Regions from separate parts of the Homo sapiens genome. Here region 2 is linked to region 1. Evidence: chromatin loops called from intact Hi-C (ENCODE). Cell type or tissue: HepG2. All regions are shown on one strand. Links, peaks and the distances in the headings refer to the core of each region. The heading gives the core; the rest is flanking DNA. Region 1 overlaps LOC105369844 (a long non-coding RNA gene). Region 2 overlaps LOC105369844 (a long non-coding RNA gene).

Evidence for each region. A loop is a pair of places that touch in the nucleus more often than their neighbours do. Peaks named below come from ENCODE experiments on the same cell type or tissue, not always from the same donor. Only the 100,000 strongest peaks of a DNase experiment are listed, where the experiment ranks them.
Region 2: a loop joins it to region 1, with 2.1 times the contacts of the local background. A loop is called at or near these places in 4 of 110 quality-filtered maps.

The regions. Positions count from the first base shown.
Region 1 is chr12:75,707,362-75,716,633 of GRCh38, forward strand. All of the region lies in intron 1 of LOC105369844 (a long non-coding RNA gene), which reads right to left. Among named protein-coding and RNA genes, the nearest start is that of KRR1, 200 kb to the left of the region's middle. RefSeq lists an enhancer at 3,883-4,384. In HepG2, for the core only: no CTCF peak of the experiment used is centred there; DNase peaks (open chromatin) are centred at 1,580, 3,186, 5,070 and 7,300.
Region 2 is chr12:75,762,649-75,771,920 of GRCh38, forward strand. All of the region lies in intron 1 of LOC105369844 (a long non-coding RNA gene), which reads right to left. Among named protein-coding and RNA genes, the nearest start is that of KRR1, 260 kb to the left of the region's middle. In HepG2, for the core only: no CTCF peak of the experiment used is centred there; a DNase peak (open chromatin) is centred at 4,243.

The DNA.
Region 1 (9,272 bases), core at 895-8,894:
GTTTTTTTGAGTCAGAGTCTCACTCTGTTGCCCAGGCTGGAGTGCAATGGCACGATCTCGGCTCACTGCAACCTCCGTCTCCTGGGTTCAAATGATTCTCCTGCCTCAGCCTCCTGAGTAGCTGGGATTACAGGTGCCCACCACCATGCCCGGCAAATTTTTGTGTTTTTAGTAGAGATGGGGTTTCACCATGTTGGCTAGGCTGGTCTTGAACTCTTGACTGTAGATGATCCACCCACCTCACTTTCCCAAAATGCTGGGATTACAGGGGTGAGCCACCACGCCCGGCTAAAACAGTTGTCTATGATCAATATTGTTTTCTCTCTTCAATTCACTCCAGTGTTTCTCTTGGTCCCCACACTAATAACTGCCTCATCATGGGCTCTGATAGTCATGTTACCAAATGCACACTCAGTTCTCAACCTTCATTTACTTGACCTATCAATAGTATCTGGCATAGCTGATCATGGTCTCCTTCCTGAAACTTGTTCTTCATTTGGTTCTGGAATATCACACTCTCTTGGTTCTTCTACTTCCCTACCCTTTCTTATTGTCTCTTCATTCTTCTTCTTCTATGTAACCTCTAAATATTGAAGTGAATTTATAAGAACTCTAAGTAATTCATCAGCTTAAGGAAAAACAAAAAGAAAATGACTAATTATGTATAAATTGGATATATTGGGAAAAATATTTTTTAGCAGGGAGTCCTTTTAGTGGCTGTATCTGAAAACAAGGTCATGAATAGACTCTGCTCCCACAAACCTCTAGGAAAGCAGACTGTTCTTATAATCATGTGACTTTTGCAATTTGGAAAGCAGAATAAACTTCTCCCTGGAGGCCCTTTATCTTATTCAAATGTTAGAACTTAACCACAGGGTGGCCTTAAAATTTGGAAACATAGGCACATGTTTGCCATTTTCAAGTGACTAAATCATGTCGTTAGTTGATGGACTAGGAGAGGCGGTCCAGAGTGATGATTTAAGGCTGGTGCACTACCTCATTGCACCGCAGTGGCAGGGTTGGATATCTAGGGTGCACCTTTTTTTTTTTTTTTTGAGATGGAGTTTCACTCTTGTCACCCAGGCTGGAGTGGAATGGTACAATCTCGGCTCACTGCAACCTCTGCCTCCCGGGTTCAAGCAATTCTCCTGCATCCAAGCGATTCTCCTGCCTCAGCCTCCCGAGTAGCTGGAATTACAGGTGCCCACCACCATGCCCAGCTAATTTTCGTATTTTTAGTAGAGATAAGGTTTCACCATGTTGGCCAGGCATGTCTCAAACTCCTGACCTCAGGTGGTCTGCCCGCCTCAGCCTCCCAAAGTGCTGGGATTACAGGTGTGAGCCACTGCGCCCGGCCACATTTTTATTGTAGTTTTGCACAGCACATGGAACTACATATTGTGGATGAGGCTAACACAGTGAACACTGTATTAAAAGAGAATATCCAGAAACTACTTATGTGCATTTTCCTAAGCTTGGAGATTTTATAAGCACCCTGTAGAATCCTCTTCCACTGAGCAATGCAAGTAAATGTGTCATGACCTACTCTGGCCTTCCAGCTCAAAAAGCTTATTGACAATATGAGAAGTCCTTGACTCCTGAAAAACAAAGGGATTTTTGACCTCTATAAAACTGCCCAGAATAAACAAGGAAATTGATATCTGTGTAGTCCTTGCTGAACACTATACATAATACTAGAAACTTATACACATTTACTCCATTAACCCTTATAAATTCACAATGCAGAGATGGTGCTTAATCATCATTATCACCATATGGAGTGGGTACTAACTAACGTTTTTAGGCTCCAAGAGGTTAAGGAACTAAGATTTAAACTCATTTCTTCTGCTTCTATCTCTTCTCCATGCCACAGCTTTTGTTCCATTTTTACAAATGTGTAAACAGCGGCTCTAAGTGATTGAAATTTTTACCTGAAATTATATGGCCAATATATGGCAAAGCTGAAATTCAAACCTGAGCCTTTTTGACTTTGGAGTACCATGTTTTTTCATCTATAGCAAAATTATTATGCATCTTTTTAAAGGCAGGGGCAAAGAGGGAAGATAGAGGAAAGTCAGGAGGAAATTCTGGGTCTGTGTCTTTATGCTGGACAAGGATGAGCTTGATGTGTTAAAGAAAATAGCAGATTTCAGAACATTCATTATTTTGTTTTTCTACAGCCTTGAGTAGCTGAGTTGGAATCATCCCAGAATTAGGACCAAATTAAAGTTGAAATCACTGCACAGTTATTTCAATGGACAGGAGCACAGTGCTAATGAGGTCAGGGTCAGGACTCCAGACTGCCCGACTTTTCTCTGTTCTAGCGCCAAAATGCAGAGTTCCCCCTACACAGCCAACTCAGAAACTCACCCTGTTGGTCACAGGCAGGACCCACTAAGACAGCACAAGTCAGCACACTTGTTATTGCTGCCAGAAAAACAAGGTCCAAGCTTATGCCCTATGGCTGGTGGGTGAGAGCCACTAGCTTCATATTCCATTCAAAAGAGAGCCTTTTATATTGGCAGAGTAACAAACAACATGAACTTCATCTGTGGATTCTATCAGATGCAAAGTTGCTAGAATGGTTAATAAAACATCAGAGCTCATGAAGAAAACATAATTCTCTGTGCTGCCCCTGCAGGGATTCTAATCCTCTTTGTGCCCATTCTATTCCTGTAGGTGCACAGAGTTCCCTGCAAAGTGAACTTGATCCAGCTTGAGATACACAACAGAAGATGTAGGCCACCCAACCATAATATACAGCAGCACTAAAAAAAAAAAAAATGATTAGTATTTACTTCAAAAATATTGAGTTCAGAACAAATTGCATAAGATTTTGAATTTTTTTAAGTGACAGGTTACTTCAGAGAAGGACTTTTGAAAAAAGAAAAAGGAGCCAAGTCTTTAGATCTAGTAGAATGTCTATTAAATTGGAAATGTCTGTTTTCTTTTTAGTTTTCCCATTAATGAAAAGAGGTCAAGAGAACAATGTCTTCATAGAATGGAGGGTACAGCAGGGCATTAGCTTTTATTTTCATATGTTAATAAAAATCAGAATTGATATTTTTCAGAAAATTACAACAAAACAATGCAGCAAATATACAAAACTGTTTTCCTGTTAGGAAGTGGAGCTAGCAAAGTAATGCATCTCTTTTGCAAGATTTCAGTTGGGGAACAAAAGCAGCTCTGTTTGCAGTTTATTTCCAGGTGATTGTAATTATACTGACTCAGTCTTTTGCCCTAGAAGAGGGCTGAAAATCTCTGAAAGAGACGACTGGCCTTCTAAGATTTTCTGACAATGGGTACAAGAAGAGTTCTGGGTTCTTTTTCACACTCAGGTTATATGAGGCCAGTGTCTTTAAACTAAAAAAAAAAAATAACAACTATTAGTTACCTGCACTGGAAATTACTGTTGAAGCTCTTAGGTTCTATAGCCTAAAACATACAGCCCTTACTTCCTGCCTTTCCTGCTTAACACATATATTATATTTGCACATGTACATTTATAGCCAACAGTTGATCTCCAAGGAGCTTGGTTGTCTAGTTAAGCATTCCCAATACTGATTGGACCGCACATCCTAACTTCCTGTCTTTGGCCCATCTTCCACTGTGGCATGGTTGTTCTAGCTATATTTTTCTACCTTGAGTTGCTGCCCAAGCAATGATAACTACTAATGCTGAAAAGAGTCATTGATTTCCTGTATATCCACAAGAATAGCTCTTGCCTACACAAAGGGAAGAAGGCACTAAGAAAGAAGGCACTAAGAATCTCTGATGGGCCAATAGTTCAGTCTAGCAATGGTGTGAATGTCCCAAAGTACATGAGACGTGTCTGTAGACATTAAGCACTGAGTTCAGTGAATTAGTCCCCTACTTACTAAAGAAACACACCCTGATTTAGGGATTGGCAAATGTATACCTGCTAAATATTTCCTCACTCAGATACTCTCTGCTGCCTAGAGGTCAGTTTGACAAATTTATTTGTGTATCGTGTGCATTTGACTCCTTACTCAAGGCTCACTGTCTGGGCCCACAGATTAATTACAGAGAAGCAAGTGATGGAACCAGTCAGGACCATAGTCTGTTGTTTTAATGTGAAAAGGGCAACCCCTCCTCCTGGAATGTGGAAACTGAAGTTCGCCCCATCACTAATTGAATCAAGCCAACCACTAGAGCTGAATTACCTGCTTACTAGAAAGCCTGGCTCTTCTAACTATGTGGAGAGGGAAAAGGAACCTGCTGTAACATCTCTGACCCAGTCTTATTTCACTGGGGAATAAGAAAGGTATTATTTGCAAAACTAAATGTTTAGAAGCTCGCTTTGAAATCAGTTAGGGAGTCTGGGTGCTGATGCATGCTCTGTTCAGAAGGAAAAACTAAGCAGGATGGACTGGAGGCCAAGCACTTCCTACCTATTTTTCCAAATGCCCTACTTTCTCACTCTGATTGTCCACCAAACCCCCCCGTTTCTTTTGTCTAGTCAACAAAAATAGAACTCAATGCCAAGATTAATGCCAGAAAAATAAAACTGGGAACAAAGGGAAGATAAAAGTTGGATTGTAGAACTTACATATTTGCCTACATATTCCACCCCCTCAATACTACAGTTATTTGTGTGTTGTAATAATATACCAGCTTCTCAAAATAGTTACTGTTATAAGTAGATAAATGTCATAAATTAGCCAGGTAATATGCAATTGGTTTTATTTTTAACACCAATAGACTTTGGCCAAAATTAATTAATGGGTTATTAATATCTCAGAGATTTTTCTTTAAATACATCAAGACAGCTTGCTAGATAATGATCAAAGCGGATACATTTATTGTGTGGGCTATTCCTTTGTATAAAGGACTAATAGGAAAGGCCAGAGAATTTCAAGTCACAATTCAATTCTAACTTTTGCTTAATTTATCTTTAGAGTTTGTGGTTAACTTCCCTTACAGTTTCAGCCTTTCTCTATGAGGATTTAACTGGAACCCTGTAATTTCTTTGTACTGTCATTTGTATTTCCTGTCTCAATAGCCTCACCTTGAAACTGGGCAAGTTCCCAAAGACATCATAAGTCAAAGTCAAGTTGAACTACTTTTCAAAGGCTTTTTTGGTGCCCTTTTCTAACCAGGGAACTTTTATTTACCTTGACTCATGGTTCCAGGAGCTTAGAAAAACCTTTGCTGCTGATTCTGCTAATACTCAATAACTCCTTTTCAAATTGCCTAAATGTTAAGTAAATGCCATCTATAATTAACTGAAAATTATCAAATGCCATATTTGTAGCACTTGATGCCTTTTTGACTTTTTTTAAGTTGATTTACAATGGCAAACAAAAAAAAAAAGCAGTACTTTTTTCTTTTTTAAAAAAAATCTGTAATATGCCACAGTTATCTGGCATAATTATGATATGAGTTACTCCAGTGATAGTTTCCTGATTTAGCAAGTTGACCACCTGAAGCTTCAAGAACTATAACAGGAAGAAATATGCAGAAGATTCTGGAGTCCATCTTTTCTACTTATTTGTTGAGTAACCCTCACCCCTTTAAGCTTTAGTTTTGGCATCTATAAAATAGAATCCACTTTGTGAACTATGAAAAACACCTGGCTCATAATAAACATGGATTACAAAATCATGTTATTATTACAGAGTTGTGTTCTACCTCTCCCACCAGATACTGGCCAGCCTTTAGAGTAGAAAACGCCTCATGCCTGTTGCTATAAGGACTGGTGAAGGAGCTGCCAGGCAGAAGCACTGCCGGTCATCTTTGCCTTTTTCATTGCTTGTTCCACTCTTCCACCATCAGTGGCCTTCTGCTCGCCATCCAGCGGCCTCTACCCTACCATCCTCAAAGCTTCTATTTTCCACTGGTTCTTTTTCCCCTTTTCTTCTTTCTTTTGCTTCTTTTTCCTGTTTTCCTTGGCTTCTTTGCATATACACATCACCAATTAGCATATCCTTTACCACCTTTTCCTTTTAATCAGAGAACTGACATTGGTTTTCAGTTCTTAAAAGCTTTCTTTCACCCCAGAACTTAAAGCATAATAAATAATAATTAAAGCATAATAAAAATAATTAAAGCATAATAAAGTAATTTAAAAATAATTAATTAAACAATAATTAAAGCATAATAAAGCATACTAATAAAATAGATTTAAAATTTTTAAAAAAAGAAAAGAGAAGCTTTTTAGCTTTCTTTCTACCACAATCACTCTTATCTCTCTTTCTATTCAGAACACTTGAGGGTGAAAGTAGACTTGATCACTACTTGCCTGAGGTTTTGCTATGTCTAATGCCAAAAGTCATAATCAAAGTCAGCTACTCATTTCTATCTTTTCCGCTTATTCTTCAACTCCATCTATCACATAACTGCTAAAAACATCAACAACTCTTTTGTGTATTAATGATGATTGCTACGTTCACTGAATGTTGAGGAGGTGCCAGTATCAAGCTGAGCATTTTAATTGTAATATTTCGTTTACTTTTCACCACAATCCCAGGAGATAATAATAATGGTGTTGGTGGAGGGGATGGTGATGATAACTCCCATTTCATAGAAAAATAATCTAAGGCTCATAGAGGTTATCCAGCTATTAAGTGATTAGGGGACAATAACTAATAAATCTTGCTTAAGAGTCTTAGCCCTTAACTCCATACTCTATACTTTTTCTTATAAATTTGTTAGTAAGAAGTCCTCTGGGCTGATTAAACTTTGAATCAAAGAATTCTCAACTGAGATCTCCTGTTTAAGAAAAACTTACAGTAACCATCTGAGAAAATGTGTATAAAAGTAAATAAAATCTGCCTTTCCCTTCCTATTGAACTCTGTCATCCATCTCCAGTTTAGAGACAACCACAAAAATCCAAGTAGGAGTTTATTTTAAAGATCCCACCTGTGGGTCACAAACCCCTGCGGCACTCTTGATTTACTGCAAAGAGTTCCCAAATCCATATGTACACCAAGCAGAGTACAAGTCTGTTTTCCAAGTAACTAAATAGAGGCTGTTGAGAGGAATAGTAGTACAAATGAATTTTTTAAATTTACTGATTTTATAATCATTTCATCACTTGTAATCATTTTCATTTCCTCTATCAAGGGATGACTAAAGTAAGTCAATTATCATATGAATACATGATAACTTATCTTAAAAGTATTTACACTCAGAAAATAGGTATCTAGATGTGATTAGATATGAGGCTTCCTTTGTTATTTTGAAAGGCAGAGTTGCCCAAGCAGCCTGAATTTATGTTGAGATCTCTACATTCTAACTTCAACTCATGCTTTGTGTGAATGGTATAGGTTAGTGGTAAAGAATGCTGGTGCTGAATCATAGCTCTGATACTGATGAACTGTGTGACCTTTGGCAATTTACTTAACTCCTCTGTTGTTTAGATCCCTCTTCTGTATGGGGAAAGTAATAACATCTACCTTTTATACATATTTTAAAAGGTTTTAAACATGACGTCCTTAGAATAGTCCCTGGCACAGAATAAGCTTTCAGTCAATGTTGGGTTTTTGTCTGGTGCTCTTAGTATTAATAGAAGCAAATCCAATCATTTGAAGGAATCACGGTCTGAATGGCAGGGTTACTCCCACTTTGGTTATGAGAAGAATGGTAGATTTAATCTAGCCCTGCCCCCTCCTTCCTTGGTGCTCCTAATTCCTCTTACTTGATTTCACATTTTTTTTCTTTTTTCATAACATTCACACTGTAATGTACTACATAATTTATTTATTGCTTATTAAGTACTCTGTACCCACCCCCTACCCCAGGTAGAACATAAGCTGTACAAGGGCAGAAATATCTGTTTTGTCCACTACTATATTCCAGACACAAAGAGCAGTGCATAGCACAGAGTAATTGCTCAATAAGTATTGGCTAAGAATGAATATAAGGATAATTTGTCAAATATCTTTCTCAAAATTTCCTACATATTTCATTTTTCTCCAGCCTTTTCACTGCCCTTTCAAGTCTGTTCTTCAATGAACAAGAAAAATAATATCAGGACTAATATTTTGGGGGCACTTCCTGAATTCCATGTAATGTACCCAGCATGAAAAACACGTCATCTCACTTAATCCTATGAAAACAGTTGAGCTTTAAACAACGCGGGTTTGAACTTGCAGGTCCACTTATAAATAGATCTTTTTCTGCCTCTACCACCCTTGAGACAGCAAGACCAACCCCTCCTTCTCCTCCTCTTTAGCCCACTCAACCTGAAAACAATGACGATAAAGACCTTTATGATGATCCACTTCCACTTAATAAATACTAAATTTTTTTTCTTTCTTATGATTTTCTTAATAACTTTTTTCTCTAGCTTACTTTATTGTAAGAATACAGTATATAATACATATAACGTACAAATAACGTGTTAATCTATGGTTCTCTGGGACAAACTGCTCATGTTATTAGCAAAGCTTCCGGTCAACAATAGGCTATTGATAGTTAAGCTTTTGGGGAGTCAAAGTGATACGTGGATTTCCAACTGCACAAGGGTCTGCGCCTTTAACCCCCTAGTTCAAGGGTCAAATATGAGTACAATTGTTCTCTTCATCTTACAGAGGCTAAGAGAGGTTAAGGCACTTGTCCAAGGTCACACAGATAGTTTAAGTAGGAAAGCAGGTTAGAGCCCCCAGTTAGTCGTACTGTGGCATCTGAGCTCTCCAAGTATGACTCTGGGCCTGGCACAGTGGCCCTTCCATGGAAGATGGAACCTGAGTCCTAAGGTTAGGACCCAGTCCCAGAGGAGATGCTTTATCTGCACACACTGAGAACAGAATCCCCAGAGTCAGTGAAGTGAAACTGAGGCTGTCTATGTTTGCCAGCATGCTAACATGAATTTTACGGTAACAATGTTTCTATCTTCCAGTTCATTGCATTTACTCTGCCATCATGAATAACCTATCCCAGTGCATGCTAATCTAACAGCCTAACCACAGAGTAATGATAAAATGAAATCCTGCCACATATGAGGCCCTGAATTTTTAGCAGCATTTACCACTCGATATTAATTAACCTAAATGATCCATGAAGATTTGGCTTTGCAAGAAGTTTGACTATCTGTGGCTGCAAGGTTCTGTAAGATTATGTGTCTGAACGATTGGGATAATTAATTCCACTAGTCATGAAGGAGAAGCTCATGGGATTTGGAAATGAGATGTGGGATTTAAGCATGTCCCAGTTTCTGTGGCAACTGTGGCTTCAGTGACAACCAGTCAGGGCACGGAGTTACTGAACTGCCATCACCCTTGTCTAGCCTTGGGCACTTCCAGATCAC
Region 2 (9,272 bases), core at 851-8,850, 55 kb after region 1:
ACATGGGTAGGTAGCGCACCAGGAGAGAAAAGACATCTTAGCTCTCACACTTGATTCACAACAAACCAGAAGGGTAATTTTCACATGTGAAGGACAGCACGTTAGCTGACAGATCAATAGTATTATCAGGAAGATAAAAATGTAATAAACATTCCAAATTTCATTCTTATTGAACCACAGGAAGATAAACAAAAAGGTTATGGAAGTATCAGTCCTGAATATATTCTATTTCTAAACTGAATCCCATATATGTCCTTTCTAAAATTCAAATTTATAAATAGGACATTAGTATAAGCTACTGTGATCAAGTACAATAAGTAGGCATAATTGACACAGTAATTGATGTTTGATGAAAAAACACAAGGTAACTGCATAATTTCAAATATAAGAGAGAATTGTTTTTCCAAAAACCAACTGGAGATGTTGGTTCTTTCTTTAATATCTTATTTTCAGAAGACATGAGTACTTCTATTTATTTATAACTCTTCCTCTGTTAGTTCTGCAAGAGGAAAATCTCATGGCACACCTTCAATATTTTATCTCTTGGATTAATTGTAACAATATAATAATATTTCCTTTTGTCATATTAATAAAAAACAAGAGCTTTGCTACAAAAGTTACTATTTAATGAAAATCCAGTGTAATAAATACAATATGTTTTTATTATCACCCAATTCCCTCAATCTCAAAATCAATATTAATTAAATATATAATAATAAATGGATTCATAATGGAGAATAAAAAAATGCAACCAGTTATGGCCAACTGTATAGTGTTTAATGGCTGAAATATATTACAAAATTACTGATCATTCAGCATAAATATTCAGCCAGAATCTTAGAGGGACAGAATAGTTTCTTCCTTGCAATGAGTTCCATTTTCCCTTTTAGATAAATGTATGTAGCTGGGATTACAGGTGCACGCCACCGTGCCCAGTTAAATTTTGTATTTTTAGTAGAGATGGGGTTTCATTATGTTGGCCAGGCTGGTCTCAAACTCCTGACCTCAGGTGATCCACTAACCTCAGCCTCCCAAAGTGCTGGGATTACAGGCCTGAGCCACTGCGCCTGGCCTCAGGTAGTCTGTTTTACAGAGGAAATACAGAGTGTCAGACAATCCAGTAAGTTAGCTCATTAATTGAAGTCAGTTACAAGAAATACTAGCAACATAATCAGCAGATTTCACTTTCCTAGCTGACTTCCCTCAAGTTCAATGTGGTATTTGGTTTTGTTTTAGAATATAACTTCTTTTCTAAGACTTCTGATTTCCCCCATATACAAATCCATTAAATTTATGATGCAAAGAAAATATACAAGCAATATAAAATTACCTGTGAGATAATAGTTATTTTTTGTAAATATGTGTCCATGATCTAAAACTGTTTTGTGTGAGACTTGTTCAATAGTAACTTTGGTCCCTTGATATAGAGCAGGGGTCAGCTGCCTATTTTTGTAAGCCTAGTTCTGGAAATCAATAACACTCTCTAGACGTCTTGTTAATAATCCCTCCTTAGATCACTTAAAATCTCTGCTAGGGAGGATACATGAAAGGTTGGCCCAGAGTTTGGCTGTGGACTCAATAGGAAGTTGAAATGCAGCCCGTAATAAAGGTGAGACAATGAAAAGAAGGTGGGCTTAGGAGAAATCCAGCTCTGGGGAGGAATGCGGGTCCAGAAATGGATTTTGTTCTTACTTCCCTTTTGTGTCGTGTTTATGCCAAGCCACAGATCTTTTTAATGCAAAAGCAGTTATTTCAGGCTGAAGTCTGATCTTTCAGCAGGAGAGTTTCTAGGCAGTTTCTTTCACATTATTCAAACTGCTTCTGCTAATTGATTGCCTTTTGTTTAGAGTCCAAAATGGAACATTATACTTTTCATCAATTTTCTCAGCAGTCTGCAAATGTACTATTTATTGTGTGTAAAGTTCTACTTAAATAACATTCAATCATCTTTCCGACAAATTTCAGTGAGCAATGTTCCTGGAGATGCTTAACAACCTGTAAAGCCTATTCATTGTGTGAAGTGCCTCTAATGATAAATAGCCAATATAGGAACTCTTTAGGCTTATAATTTCTTTAGATGAATTTTCTTGACAGTGTTGAACAATGAATACCACTGTTTGCAAATGAGTATGTCATACATTCCCACCAGCTATTCTTAAAGCTGCCCTTTTTTGGGGCAATTGCATAGTGGTGTTTTGGGGAGGGAGGTGAGGAGCATAAAAACTTCATAAAACATATGTATCACTGTTGTTTTAATATATTTTTATTTCTATTCAAAAGGCACTTCACCTGAAGCAGTGGCTTCATCGAAAGCTGGTATTAGTAATTTTTATTCAAAGCTTCCCCAAATAAGCAGAGTCTATAAATGAAATTGTCTGTTATTCACAACCTGATCGTTGCCACTCTGCTTAAATAAAAACCTTCACAGCTTAAATCAAAACCTTCACACAGATTATGTAATTCTATAAAACAGTTGAAGATCATTAAATTGGTCCAATTTCTTTTTTGTTTTATATTTATATGAATTAAGGACAAAAAAATGCATCTATTGAATACTTACTATATCAGGCACTGTCATCACCAGGTATACAAAGATAAATAAGATTGCTGTCCCAAGACAATTTGGCCATTCATAGGTGTCGGGTTCTCTTGGCAGCCTCTACTAAACCTTTAACCCAGAGGTAAAGGAGAGCTATTGGTGCCCTCTCACACAACCTCACTACTGTTTGTATATTACAATAAAAGCAAGTCTCAGACCAAATTCTGCCAAGCATGCATTTATTAGCATGGATGTGAAACAATCAAATACATGCACTGTCATACAATCTGTCCCTGCAGGCTCAGTGAAGTCCTAGCTTCTGTTTTTAGTCACTCAGGACAGCACCTTGCATGAAGGGTGTTCTGGTGGCAGAGGGGCCTATGTTCCAGCAGCAGGTTTCAGCTAACCATCTAATCTAGATTGCTCCTGTTAAGTGGGGTGAACACAAGATTGCTGGGTTTGCCAGGTTCTCATAACCCATTCATAGAAGACAGAGGTGTTTGTACTATCTTTCCGGGCAGTATAATTATCCTGAATGCCATCCATTTCACCTATGAAAAAATACTTCTATTATCCCTTGATCTCAATTTAGATAGTATTTCCAAGTGATTAGGTTATAATAACTCTCCTAGAATGTAGACTATAGGAGCTTGGAAATGCCACTTCATCACTTTTTGAGATTGTACCTATTTAGGATACTTTATCAACCTGCCAGTAGGATGTAGAGTTTGTCACTAACTGACACACATACATATCATATCATCTATGAAGAAGTATTTCAAATAAATTACAGGCGGTAGAACATGAGTTTCTCAGCACCACAATACTTACATGCACAAAAATCTAATTGAGTACAGAGAAGGGAAGGATATACTCAGCCTGGGGTGTTAGGGAAGCTTCACAAAGTAGGTTATATTTGAATGGAGTCTTGAAGTTTACCAGGGAGAAAAGGGAGTTGGGCATAAAGGAATCCCAGGCTGAAAGAACAGCTTGTATAAAAGCAGGAAGACAAAAGACAATCATGTGTGATCATGCATGTAGTGTAAGAAATCCAGGGCAGCTGAAACATGAAATGAGCAAGGAGGTAAGGGGAAAAGTGAATGACAGAACATGAGGTTCTACAAACAGCAGATAGCTTGGACTGCCTTTGATTTCTTCCTTTCCTTTTCTTTCCATCATCACCATAGCATGAGATAGTGGAGAGAATGGAGTACTCTCAGTTAGAATTTGTCACTTCTTGGTCATCCAGACTTGGGAAAGTGATCTGCTGGTACTCATTCACTAAAATGTTGATTCACAGACCTAGCTAATCACTGAATCAAAATACAGTTTCCCAAGCCCCATCCCACACCTCCCAAATCAGGCTCTCTGGAGGTGGCTCCTGTAATCTGTTCTTTTTAAATTCCTAATTTGCGAATCGCTGTCTTAAGTGCAGGAATTCGCCTTTGTTAAAAATCCTGTAAGTGGTTGTTATTTCTTTTGGCCTATTTCTTCCAAGAAGAAAAAGGAGAGAGAAGCAACCTGAAGAGTCTGAAATAGTTAAAACATAAAATCTTTAAAATCCTTTGGCCAAGTTGTGGCATTTGTAGGGGGAGGGAAAGATTATCCAAAGGTAAAAGACTTTTCTCCCTTTGAAGCTATATTGGTGTGATGTGAATCAAACCATTCATGCAGAGAACAAAAGCACTTTTGACTTCAGCAGCCAGTTAAGATGGTAACTTAAATAAACAGGGAGGAAAAGAGATATGACAAAAGGTCAACTTAGTCATAGCTTCTTGAGCTTCAACTGAAGCAGTGCCCAAGGCTGAACAGCTGAATTGAGTTGGCAATTATTCACCCTTCCAGAGGTTCCCAACCTGAAGTCACCAGACCTGTGAAGCCAAGTCAGAGGGAGGTCAGGAAACTATTTTCAATATTTCAAAATTTCTACTGGATTGCTTCTCAAAGTGTTGTTCAAGGAACAGTGAGGTCTAAACCACCTGAATGATAAGGACAACACTTGTTAAAAAATGAAGATTCCCACCCCAACAGATCATATTTTAGATTATTGGGTGTGGAAACTGGATATCTGTATTTCTTTATTTTTTAAAATTATTTATTTATTTATTTATTTATTTTTTGAGACAGACTCTCACTCTGTCACCCAGGTTGGAGTACAGTGGTACCATCTCGGCTCACTGCAACCTCCATCTCCCAGGTTCAAGTGATTCCCCTACCTCAGCCTCCTGAGTAGCTGGGATGCACCACCACGCCTGGCTAATTTTTGTATTTTTAGTAGAGACGGGATTTTGCCATGTTGGCCAGGCTGGTCTCGAACTCCTGATCTCAAGTGATCTGCCCGCCTTAGCCTCCCAAAGTGCTGAGATTACAGGTGTGAGCCACCGTGCCTGGCCCAGATCTGTATTTCTTTTTAAACACTAGAAGATTATGAAAGAACTAGTTTGTGATAAGGCTAAGAAAAATATATCTAACTAGCACCCCAATTTCCTCTTCTTTGGCTGAAACTACCAAATCATTATGGAGATTCTTTCCTATGAAGGAGTAAAAGACATACTATACCCAAATATGCCATATTGATTATTTCAAGCTGAAAACACTGGAAAATTGTAGTTTCAAGAAAAGGCTGACCTGTCTTTTCCTGTCAGGTGCAAGCCATAAAGATTTCTTTGAGACAGGTGCCTTCCCACTACCAGGACAAAAGAATAGTTCTTAACATTGGAGCCAGACTTGGCACTGCAACAGGACTGAATTAATTAACTCTGCCACTAGCTTTACACTCCATGTATATACCTCCTAGTGACTCCTCTAGAATTTACTACCCCAGGCAGATTTCTTTGTCCTGTCATTTCTTCACAAATTTATTTTTGTCTAAAAATTATAAAAGCTTTGGCCATTTCTTGGGACTTCACACTCTGGTGGAGATGCCCCCACACTCAGGTAAAACATGCATGCTTTTCTCTTGCTAATTTGCCTCGTGTCAGTTTGGCTCCCAGACCCAGCCAAAGAGCCCATAGAAGAGTAAAGGTGCAGTGAAGGGTATCCCTACCTCCCCTACACTTAGCTCATGCTAATCAGTATTCCTAACAATCCCATATAGGTCTTCGATTAATAAAAGTGGAGAAATAAGTTATTGAGTGATAAATACCATCTACTTAGTAGAGTAAAAGCTATCAAAACATGGGTCAACGGAGAAACTTTTAAAGGAATTCTTGATAGTGAAAATTTAAAATGACTTACCTTTGACTGTTCTCCTCCTCCCTTCTCTGCTGAATACATTTTGTCTAGAATCTTCAGAGTAGAAAAATACACATGAAAACAATTTTCCCCCCGTTCCTCTCTCAACATTCCTTCCCTTATCCCTCCTCTCCACATGTCCCCCTTTTTTCAAATGGGATGGCTATTCCACTATTCCAGTTGGCATTGGGTCTGGTGCCCTGTGAGGGAGCCTACATTTCTGAAATACTTCTCTGGGAAATAAAACACCAGTAACCTACCACTACTTGATATAACAGGTATTTCCAGAGCCAGCTTTGTTAAGGATTTGCTGCATGGTTCATGGGTGTTTTCTCCTAATGTCAATTATCAGTAAAAATCACTTTCAGGAGTTCTGACTTAAACAGTTACCAGAGAGAAAGAGAGAACACTAAAATGTAATCTAATATCATTTTAATAACCATAGAGTCATATGATTCTAAGAATATAAAGATAATATAAAACACAGGATTTCATCAAGTTCAACAGTCTTTAAAAATCAATGGAAGAGATATGTTTAGAGCCAAGGAAGTACAAAACTAATCAAACAATGTAAGGATTGTAGATTCCCCTGAGTAGAAAATCAAAGATCTTGACTATGAAACCACCACCTCCCCTGCAGTTATGAATTCATTGGCATAACAATTATAACAGGGTTCTATCAAGGTTGCCCAAAAGAATTCTTCTGATTATGCAACCTTAAGTTAATAGCAAAATTACATGGAAAGGCATTTCCAATTGGCTTGAGCCAAATTGCTTAAAAACAACCATTAGGTTCTTTTTTGGTAGATAACAATAGCAGTCAGCTGCTCACCTACACCTCACCGCTGTGTTAATATGAAAACTCAAACCAAATTCTGCCATACGCACCGATTACGTTTAGAGATAAGAGTAAAAAGCTAGCATGAATTGTGTGCTCTTTACTGAAGGTGGAGATTGTCTCAAATGTTTTAGCCAAATCATATCTCTTTAATAGCACTAATTCCATGCATGAGAGCATACTTCTATGATCTATTATGCTAACATAATACTTGAAAATACTTCTATTATTCATTATGCTAATTAGACAAATGCGTAGTGTTGATCGAACGTAAAGATAGCTAAAGCCTTGCAGAAGCCTCCTGTGGAATGCAAACTTTCTGAGCAAATGTGAGTTGACAACCATGGGAATGTGAATTTCTGATCAGGGCTACTGACTACCCCTAGATTTTAGCCTAAATTACACACACAACCATGTACATTTATAGCTCAAAAGAGACTGTGGGGAATGAGGTGATCATTTTTTAATACTGATAAGTATATGTTAACTTTGGGAGTATTTAAAATTAAGTACAGCTGGGTGCGGTGGCTCACACCTGTAATCCCAGCACTTTGGGAGGCCGAGGCGGGCGGATCATGAGGTCAGGAGTTTGAGACCAGCCTGGCCAATATGGTGAAACCCAATCTCTACTAAAAAAAAAAAAAAAAAAACACAAAAATTAGCTGGGCATGGTGGCTCACGCCTGTAGTCCTAGCTACTTGGTAGGCTAAGGCAGGAGAATCGCTTGAACCAGGGAGGCGGAGGTTGCATTGAGGCGAGATCGTGCCATTGCATTGCATTCCAGCCTGAGCGACAGAGTGAGATGTCATCTCAAAAAATAAATAAAATAAAATAAAATAAAGTATAAAATTGTACATCAAAACAAAAATACATTATTGTGTGGAGAAAGCTGTGCATATTTGAAATTTTTTCTTCTTGTAATGTTTAATAAAATTTATCCTAGTAGAATAATAGCTCAGCTTGTTTATCTCAATTTGAAATATGTGCTTGAGAAATTGATTCAGATTTATGAATTGAGTCAAAATCTTCCTAAATTTATATACAGTAATAGAACTCTTAAGCAGACCCAAGTTTCTCAATATTTATAAATGTACTTCTTAGATTCATAACAAGTGTTAAAGTATACAGAAAACTCTGATAGCCAGTTAAAGTTTTTTAGAAGGTTTCAAATCAATAAAATGTAGAGGCTGGGCGTGGTGGCTTACATCTGTAAACTCGGCGCTTTGGAAGGTTGAAGGGGAGAATCACTTGTGCACAGGAGTTGGAGACCAGCCTGGGCAACATGGCAAAATCCTATCTTCACAAAAAAATTTTAAAAAATGAGCCAGGCATGGTGGCACATGCCTGTTGTGCCAGCTACTCAGAAGGCTGAGGCAAGAGGATCACTTTAAACCCAGGAGGTCAAGGTGGCAGTGAACCATGATCATGCCACTGCATTCCAACCTGGGCAACAGAGCAAGACCCTGTCTCAAAAAATAAAATAAAATAAAGAAACATAATTTAAAATGTTTAAAGGCATTTAAATAACCAGATTTTAAATGGGACTAAGTATCATTCAAAAAACCCATCAAAGTAGTTGTTAAAATGCACCAGACATGTAAAACACAATAAAATTTTTGGACTGAGTTAAAAGCCGGTAGAACTAGATGTTTTTAATTATAATTCTGTTAAATTGAATTTTTTTTTTTTAAGATGGAGTTTCGCTCTTGTTGCCCAGGCTGGGGTGCAATGGTGCAATCTTGGCTCACTGCAACCTCCACTCCCAGGTTCAAGTGATTCTCCTGTCTCAGCATCCCAGGTAGCTGTGATTACAGGCATGTGCCACCATACCAGCTAATTTTTGTATTTTTAGTAGAGATGGTGTTTTACCGTGTTGGCCAGGCTAGTCTCAAACTCCTGACCTCAGGTGATCCATTTGCCTCAGCCTCCCAAAGTGCTGAGATGACAGGCATGAGTCATCACGCCTGGCCTGAATATTAATTTCTATGACCAAAGAAAACCTCTGAGTAGCTTTTCCTATACACATAACTCACCTTCAGGGCACTAACTAAAAATTTCATTATTAACATCATTAAACAAAATCTCTTTGTCAATAGGGATGACTGAGGCTTGCAGCATTTCTCATTTAGTGTAACACCTCCTTTGGGGTCAACAACAACAAAAAGAGTCAACGAACTCCATTCCCAGGCCCCCACTGTGAGTCAGGATGTCAGAATCAGCGTTTTGGGACTAGGACTGGGTTGTAGAAGTCATTTAATCTAATCTGTGGATGAAGAGACAAACTGAGAGCCTAGAAGGTTAACTTGTCCAGCATCCCCTGCAAACAAATCAGTAGTGGAGCCAGAGTTAAATACAGGTCTCAGGACTCCCAGCTCAGTGTTCTTTTCAATATTAATGAATATTTCTTAAGTTATACTAACCAGGCACTTTTTCTAGACTCTGGGGTTATAACAGTAATAAAGACAAAATCTTTAACTTCTTAGAGGGTGGAAGTAGATGATAAACACATATATAGTTTTTGTGAGGTTGTTGTTGTATTTTTGTTGTTGTTGTTTTTTGAGATGGAGTCTTGCTCTGTCGCCCAGGCTGGAGTGCAGTGGTGCGATCTTGGCTCACTGCAAGCTCCACCTCCGGGGTTCACGCCATTCTCCTGCCTCAGCC